2 separate regions of the Homo sapiens genome follow, and region 2 is linked to region 1. The links are chromatin contacts, found by Hi-C in ENCODE. All regions are on one chromosome and are shown on one strand. Each heading gives the region's core, a stretch centred on a gene start or an enhancer-like site at or near the end of the contact. The rest is flanking DNA. Distances are from core to core; before and after follow the strand shown. Region 1 overlaps LOC105375977 (a long non-coding RNA gene). Region 2 has its middle 180 kb from the start of LINC01235.

The links. A loop is a pair of places that touch in the nucleus more often than their neighbours do. Pooled maps may share reads with other maps.
Region 2: a loop to region 1 is called in a map of heart right ventricle, with 4 times the contacts of the local background. The contact joins two enhancer-like sites. A Hi-C loop is called at or near these places in 4 of 168 maps with a recorded cell type or tissue (Right ventricle myocardium inferior, endometrial microvascular endothelial cells, heart right ventricle and 1 more) and 6 of 50 pooled maps.

The regions. Positions count from the first base shown.
Region 1 is chr9:13,443,720-13,446,831 of GRCh38, forward strand. LOC105375977 (a long non-coding RNA gene) reads left to right here. Exons shown (of 4, transcript XR_929484.3): 3 at 2,751-2,874. Among named protein-coding and RNA genes, the nearest start is that of LINC01235, 14 kb to the left of the region's middle. Within about 2 kb of position 1,577, at least 2 of the 41 ENCODE cell types and tissues checked have a DNase peak (open chromatin) inside an H3K27ac peak, as active enhancers do; they include heart right ventricle, where a contact is called at or near this core.
Region 2 is chr9:13,606,884-13,609,995 of GRCh38, forward strand. No RefSeq gene overlaps it. Among named protein-coding and RNA genes, the nearest start is that of LINC01235, 180 kb to the left of the region's middle. Within about 2 kb of position 1,453, at least 5 of the 41 ENCODE cell types and tissues checked have a DNase peak (open chromatin) inside an H3K27ac peak, as active enhancers do; they include heart right ventricle, where a contact is called at or near this core.

The DNA.
Region 1 (3,112 bases), core at 327-2,826:
TCTTTTCCTTCGTTCGCTCTCTGGCACAGAAAGCTTTGCAAAGTGCATCCAACACACACCCAGTTCCCAAATTCGTGCTTCTCTTCCTTCTTTACATTATTCCACTTGCTTTAAAACCAAAGAACCTTGGGCATAATAAAAACATTGAGAGCTTGCCTATACCACAAATATTTGTGGAAAGCACATGGTGCCATTTTGCCAGACTACTCTTATTTGTTAAACTGAGTTAAGTGTAACGTGATTCCAAAAACTGCCTTTAGAATGAAAGAAAAGGCTTCTAAAGCCAGGGAGATAATTACCGCAATCTGGGTTACAGAAAATGCAAAACAAAGGAGCACAATCCCACTTTGTGTGTGTGTTGTGTGTGCGTCTTTTTGTTTCGTTTTGTTTTGTTTTTTTTCTTTGTTGATGTACCCAAACATGTAAATATTCCATGGCGTGTGTTGTACGAAGATGGAAATCAACCCGAATCTTTCACAGACATAACAAAACATACTCTGTAGTGGACAGTGGCATGTTTGTGGTGGGAATATCTTTTTAGGAGGGAGGGCTTTCTGTCTGTCTTTTTCTCTCCCCATCTAGCACACACACACCCAGGAGTTGCAGTTGTCACTAGTTGCCAAGACTCTGACACCCAACTACCCTTCACTTGAAACTGTCAATCCATTTTTGCACACATAAATAAACGTCGAGTTGCAAAGAATTAGGGTTCTAAAATATTTCATATGAATCCATAAACATGCTAAAGAATCTTCTAATTCCCCTCCCCCATGTTTTTTTTATGGCGATTATTATGCTATCAGTCTCCCTATTGTTGGGAAGGTTGTCCTCTGGGATAGTTTTGTAGACCGGACGGTTCTCAGTTTTCCTTTCTTTGTCTGCCAATTGTTTCTAGATTGAAACCACTTTCTGAGAGAGACAATTATTACCATACGTGTATGTGTATGTAAATATTAATAATCATTGCATGTATGTATATTTATGCATACAAAAATAAACACTATCCCCACACATATTTCTCATTTTTTAAGTACTAGTTCTTGCTTCCATAAAACGATTTGTGTTCCCCAGTTTCTACTTCATAAAATGTACTTTATTAAAGAGAAAGAAAGCAAATCTTGTACATTTCCTTGTTTGATGTTTAGAGTAAGTGAACCTTGCAGGTCTGAGCTAAGCTTTTTGGTATGTTTTAGCTGAGTCCAGATTATGGGCTATAGGTTTCGAAACTAACATCATCCAGTTTTCTCAAAAACCGTCGTGGCAGTTCTCTCTTTAAATTTCATCTGGACTGTCTCTAAAAGCCCTAGCTGACCCCATCATGTCCTTCTTTTATTACTAAACATGCTTCTTTCCACATGCACAATGACATGGTATTTTTCAGGGCAAAAGGCAAAAATATATTAGGGGTTTCTTTCCTTCCAGATGTAGACATCTTGTCACCCGAAGAGCAACCAGAGGACGTAGAAAATGGACCTGATCTCAGATGAGACAAAATAGAGCATGTCACTAAGGTGCATGTAAGGATAAATCCATGCAGCTCTAGAAGCAGGATTTGGCAATAGAACTGTCCCATTGAGCCAAAAAGCCAGCCAGGGCATGGAAGCTTGTTATTATGGCTTGCTCTGTGAGTAAGACCCGCAGGGAGGATGTGAAGGCTGCTTAGTGGGAAGCCTGTTTAGAATATGGGGAAGTAAAAAATGAAATGGGTCTTGAAGGATTCCGAGTCTAATCAGGCTGTGGATATTCCTAACCTTCTTAAAATCTAAAAATAAAAAAAAAAGATAAAATTGCAATTATTTTTAATCCCCAAAGAAGATCATAGATCCCATCTTGAAATTCTGTTACATAAAAGACAGGTAGTTCTAAACATAGACATTTTTAAACTACCCATCAGAAACTGGGTGAGAAGCAGTGCATTGGAGTGAAAGTACAGGCAAGTGCTCATGATTAGAAATTAGCACTAGGCAGTTCATGAGGGAGCTAAGGTGAACCACATTCACAATTTTGGTTAAGAAAGCCTAAAATGCTAACTATCACTATCTGAATGATGTTTAGCATTGTTGGCTCTTCTCTTCTGTGTCTTTCATTTTTGTTTCTAAACATAATTGAATTCTTTTTCTCTTCACTTAATATTAGAATGAACTATGTGACATTTACAGTTTGGCATTTTTGACTTACAAAAATATAATTTATATAGTTCGGCCTAACAATTCTGATAATCTAATTTCTTGTGATTGTTAGAGTCAAGTATTACTTTTATTTTGTTTGTTTTGTTTCTTTTCCTCTGCTTCCACATTTAGTCATCCTTCATATTTTAATGCCTGTTGACATTTTGGAAAAGTGAGTATTTGGTTAAATGAAAAGAAACCATTTAAAACCTGTGTTTAATGTGCACTCTAAATTAGATCATTTTCCCTTCAATTCTATTCAGAGGGCCTCTGTATAGAGCTCAGTTTTCCAGATCATTTGGCTACTGCACATATTAGGGCCAGGATGTCATTTTGATGGCCTCAAGGCCTCTACTTCTCTTCAAGTTTTGAAAAAAGGGCAACTTGATTTTAAAAATAATCCATGTAAAATAATTAGGGTCAGAGAGACAAATGTGTTCATAAGCTCTATTCCAGAAAGTGATCCTTTCATAAACTCAGTTCTCCCGAGGGTGGGGAAGGGAGTTTCCATAAAGTATTGTCCATATGCTTCCTAACGTGTGGGAAAGGGAAAGAATGGCTCTTTCCTCCTCTGTTCTCTAGGAGGGGTCATGCATTCTGGAAAATAATGCAGAGTGGTACAGGCTGAAGCGGAGCGGAGAGGACACTGTTTCAAGATTCCTGCGCCAGCTCCTTCGTTGTTATAGAAGTTGGACTAAATAAAAGGGTAAGGACTATCTGAATGAGAATCTAAAATAGCCAATGCTATGAGAGTTTATTCTAGTGAGAGATTTTCAGCGTGTTCTCCAGATTTTAGGGGAAGAAGACATGAATGGAGAAATTAAAGACCAGATGTATTTTATCTCCTCTGTTGCAATTGGACAGCAGAAAAAGCGGAGCCCAACACACATCATCAGTTTAGGAATAGCAATCAAAAGGAGTTTTAAAAATTTTTATATAACATG
Region 2 (3,112 bases), core at 203-2,702, 160 kb after region 1:
AGAAATCAGAGATGCACAGAGAAAATAGAAGTCAAATGCGGCGTCCTTGAGAATTGGCAAAAATTCAAAGGAAATGGATTTTAAAAGAAAATATTTAAAAATAAAGTGATAGCATAGTGTAACTTTCTTTATTGGAATGAGGGAAAACCCACTAAAATATAAAGCTACTTCAAGCAGAAGAGTATTTTCATCTTATTGCTTTCTTAGTGACCACACCCATCTCATTTTCTTACCTGGCTCAGTACCAGGCCCAGAGGGAGAGGTTTTAAATTTTTATTTTTTTTAATTGAAAACGGATGCTGCACCTTGTTTTTCAAGCCTGCATTTTTCATCAGAAAGAAAAAAAAAAGAACACCTCGCCAAGTATTAGTTTGTTACCTATGCAACCACATAAAACCTAGGAATCAAAACTTGGCATTCAGCTTTATAGACAGTCACACTGGAAAAATCAAGAAAGTCCCAAATAAGTTTGTTGTCTTCCCAGGACATCTCATTTCAAATTGTGTGTCTGATTCTCTCATCCATCTTCTCTACAGAGTTTCTTTTGGCGTTATATTTCCTGTATTGTCAGAAACGAAGCTACATTTAAAAGGTTAAATCAAATAAACCCAGCTACAAAAGGGTTTATAAAATAATCATAGTTGTGAACAGCAAGGAAAGAGGACAACCACTAAAACCATAAAGGGAATCCTTCATGGATGGCCGTGCTTTAAAGTTCACATGAGCTATGTAACATTAGATGCTTTTAAAATTCAGAGGACAAAGTACAGGCATGTTTGTGCATTTCTCTTTCATTTGACAAGTTTTTTTTAGTTAGGTCTGGACCAGATACTCTCTGCTGCTTGCACATGTGTAATTGAGGAGTTTGCTTTGGTAATGTTTTCCACTTTCAAACTTGTGTACTATCAAGAGGTAAGAACAATCCCACCTCCTTCTAAACCCCAAAGTGACACCAAATTCCGGCTTGATCTCCTCAGTGTCAGAACCAGCATCCATTTGAAATATTGTCCAAGCAACTTACTGGTATCTTGGGAAGCTGTTAATCACAGACTGCCCTGCCTTCTGTGAAACTGACAGCATTTGGAAGGCTGCTGGGCACACTAAATTTAAAAGTAAATGTTTGGCAGCTTCAGCCGTCCTCAAGTTTGGCAAGGAGAGTATAATCAACAAAGGGGCATTACTTTTAATTGTATTTAAAAATATAAGTCCCTGCAGTATCCAGAGCTGTGTGCTCTGAGAGGCCCTTGTGCTGTTTGCCCCTTTGCACCAGGGGGGATGCAGTTTATACAAGCAGGCTTTGTTTTAATTAGTGCAGCAAGCAGCCTCCCTCCCCACCTCCTCCTTTCAATGCTTCCAGTTTACAATTGTCCATAACCCCCTCAGCTAAAAATTGTTACCAAGAAAAATTCCACAGAAACCAAAAGAAAAGGGCCAGCAGAGACTGTGCTTTTAAAGAGCTTTTCCAGACTGACTCGGCAGAGCTGTCTGCAGGGAGTGAGTCGCTGAGCTATTATTACTCCAATGGGTTTCAGCTCCGGGGATGTCCCCCAAGGTTAACAAGATAGTTCCGTTAAAAATAACATTAAATTCTTCTCCCTACCCCTTCCCCCAAAAGGGGAAAAACAACAACATGCCCACCTTTTAATAACATTAAGGATCTGGTTTAAAGTGACAAAAGCCAGAAAATTCTAATTTAAGGGGGTTAGAATTCTATCTCCAAGCCACGTCTTTGAGGACGAATAAAATCCAGACTTAATGAGGTGAGTTAAGGATAAAGTGCCAGCTTTAACCCAGCATTACAGAGCTTTTGTGCCTCCTGAGGCAGGCTCTTCTGAATGTTGAAGCAGTAGATAGCAAAAATTAGTGTTTAAAAGAGAAACAACTTAAGGTGGGATGAGAAGCACATTGTATGAAATCGTAGTCTTGGACAAACGTTGTTTTACGTTTAGCAAAGAAAAGCACTTGGTTCTTGCGCGCTGATCAAAACCTTTGTCATCTGATTAGTTGTGCGAAGGATTTTTTTGTGCTGCATCTTTTTCCTTTTGATTTTCAACATTGCACACACCCACAAATTCAAGTCTTCATTTTCATTGAAATCATGTTGAACAATCACTCCTTTTATTCTTTAATTAAAAAAAGAGATGCTCAGGAGGGAAGATTTTGTAAAGTATTTGAAATTCATGCTTTGTTGGACCACTGGATTATAAAAGCTGTGAAGGTGTCATTAGAGACTTCGCATAATCAGTGACTGGGTATAGATCAATATCACTCACTCATTTCCAGGACAGAGACTGGTTTGCGACCTGTGTTCACAGTTTCCTTCAAGGTATACAACCATGTGGAGAAAGGACTTCTCAAATTAGGATTTTAAACTGAAGTATTTTCAGGTTAAAATGTTTACAGTCTTAAACTACTTTGATTCCATTATATTTGTGCATATTTTTAAAATATAAAATTTAAGCGTTTTTGAGAAGAAATACTATGTACTCGTGTGATATCAAATAAGCCTCATTTATTCACTTGGAAAATGAATATAATTTTTAGGCAATTATCAGTGTAATTTTTTTCTCCCTATTAAAAAAGAAAATTTCTGTTTCTTGTTTGCCTCTTTCTAACTTGTTTGTTGTAAACATCTCAAACTGACCTTTTAAACTCTAATTTTATGCTGAAATGAATATTTCCATTACTCCCAACACTGATATATCCATGGAGCTAAAGGAAAAAAGCCCATTTCCTACATATTAGTTAGAGAAAATTAAAAAAAAAATCTATTTCTATCAGTGGGTGAGGGGACATCATGGTTTTTGCAACAACCATGTTTGGTAAAATATGATAACCAGAGTTCTCCAAAGCTGGATGTATATCCACAAGTAGCAAGCTGCTCCACTGTGGTCCTGTCATAAACAAAGTATTGTGCTGTGCTCTCTGGGCTCCAGTAGCGATTTGACTTAGAAATTTTGTATAACCTTGTTTTTCTCATGTGAAGATGATGGCACTAATCAAGGATAGCAGTATTTTCACTTTAGGCAGTTTTTTGGTGTGTTATTAGAATGGATTTTACAAAGTCATCTATAGCATTTTGATATCTAGTCTCTTCACAGCGCATTTTAAA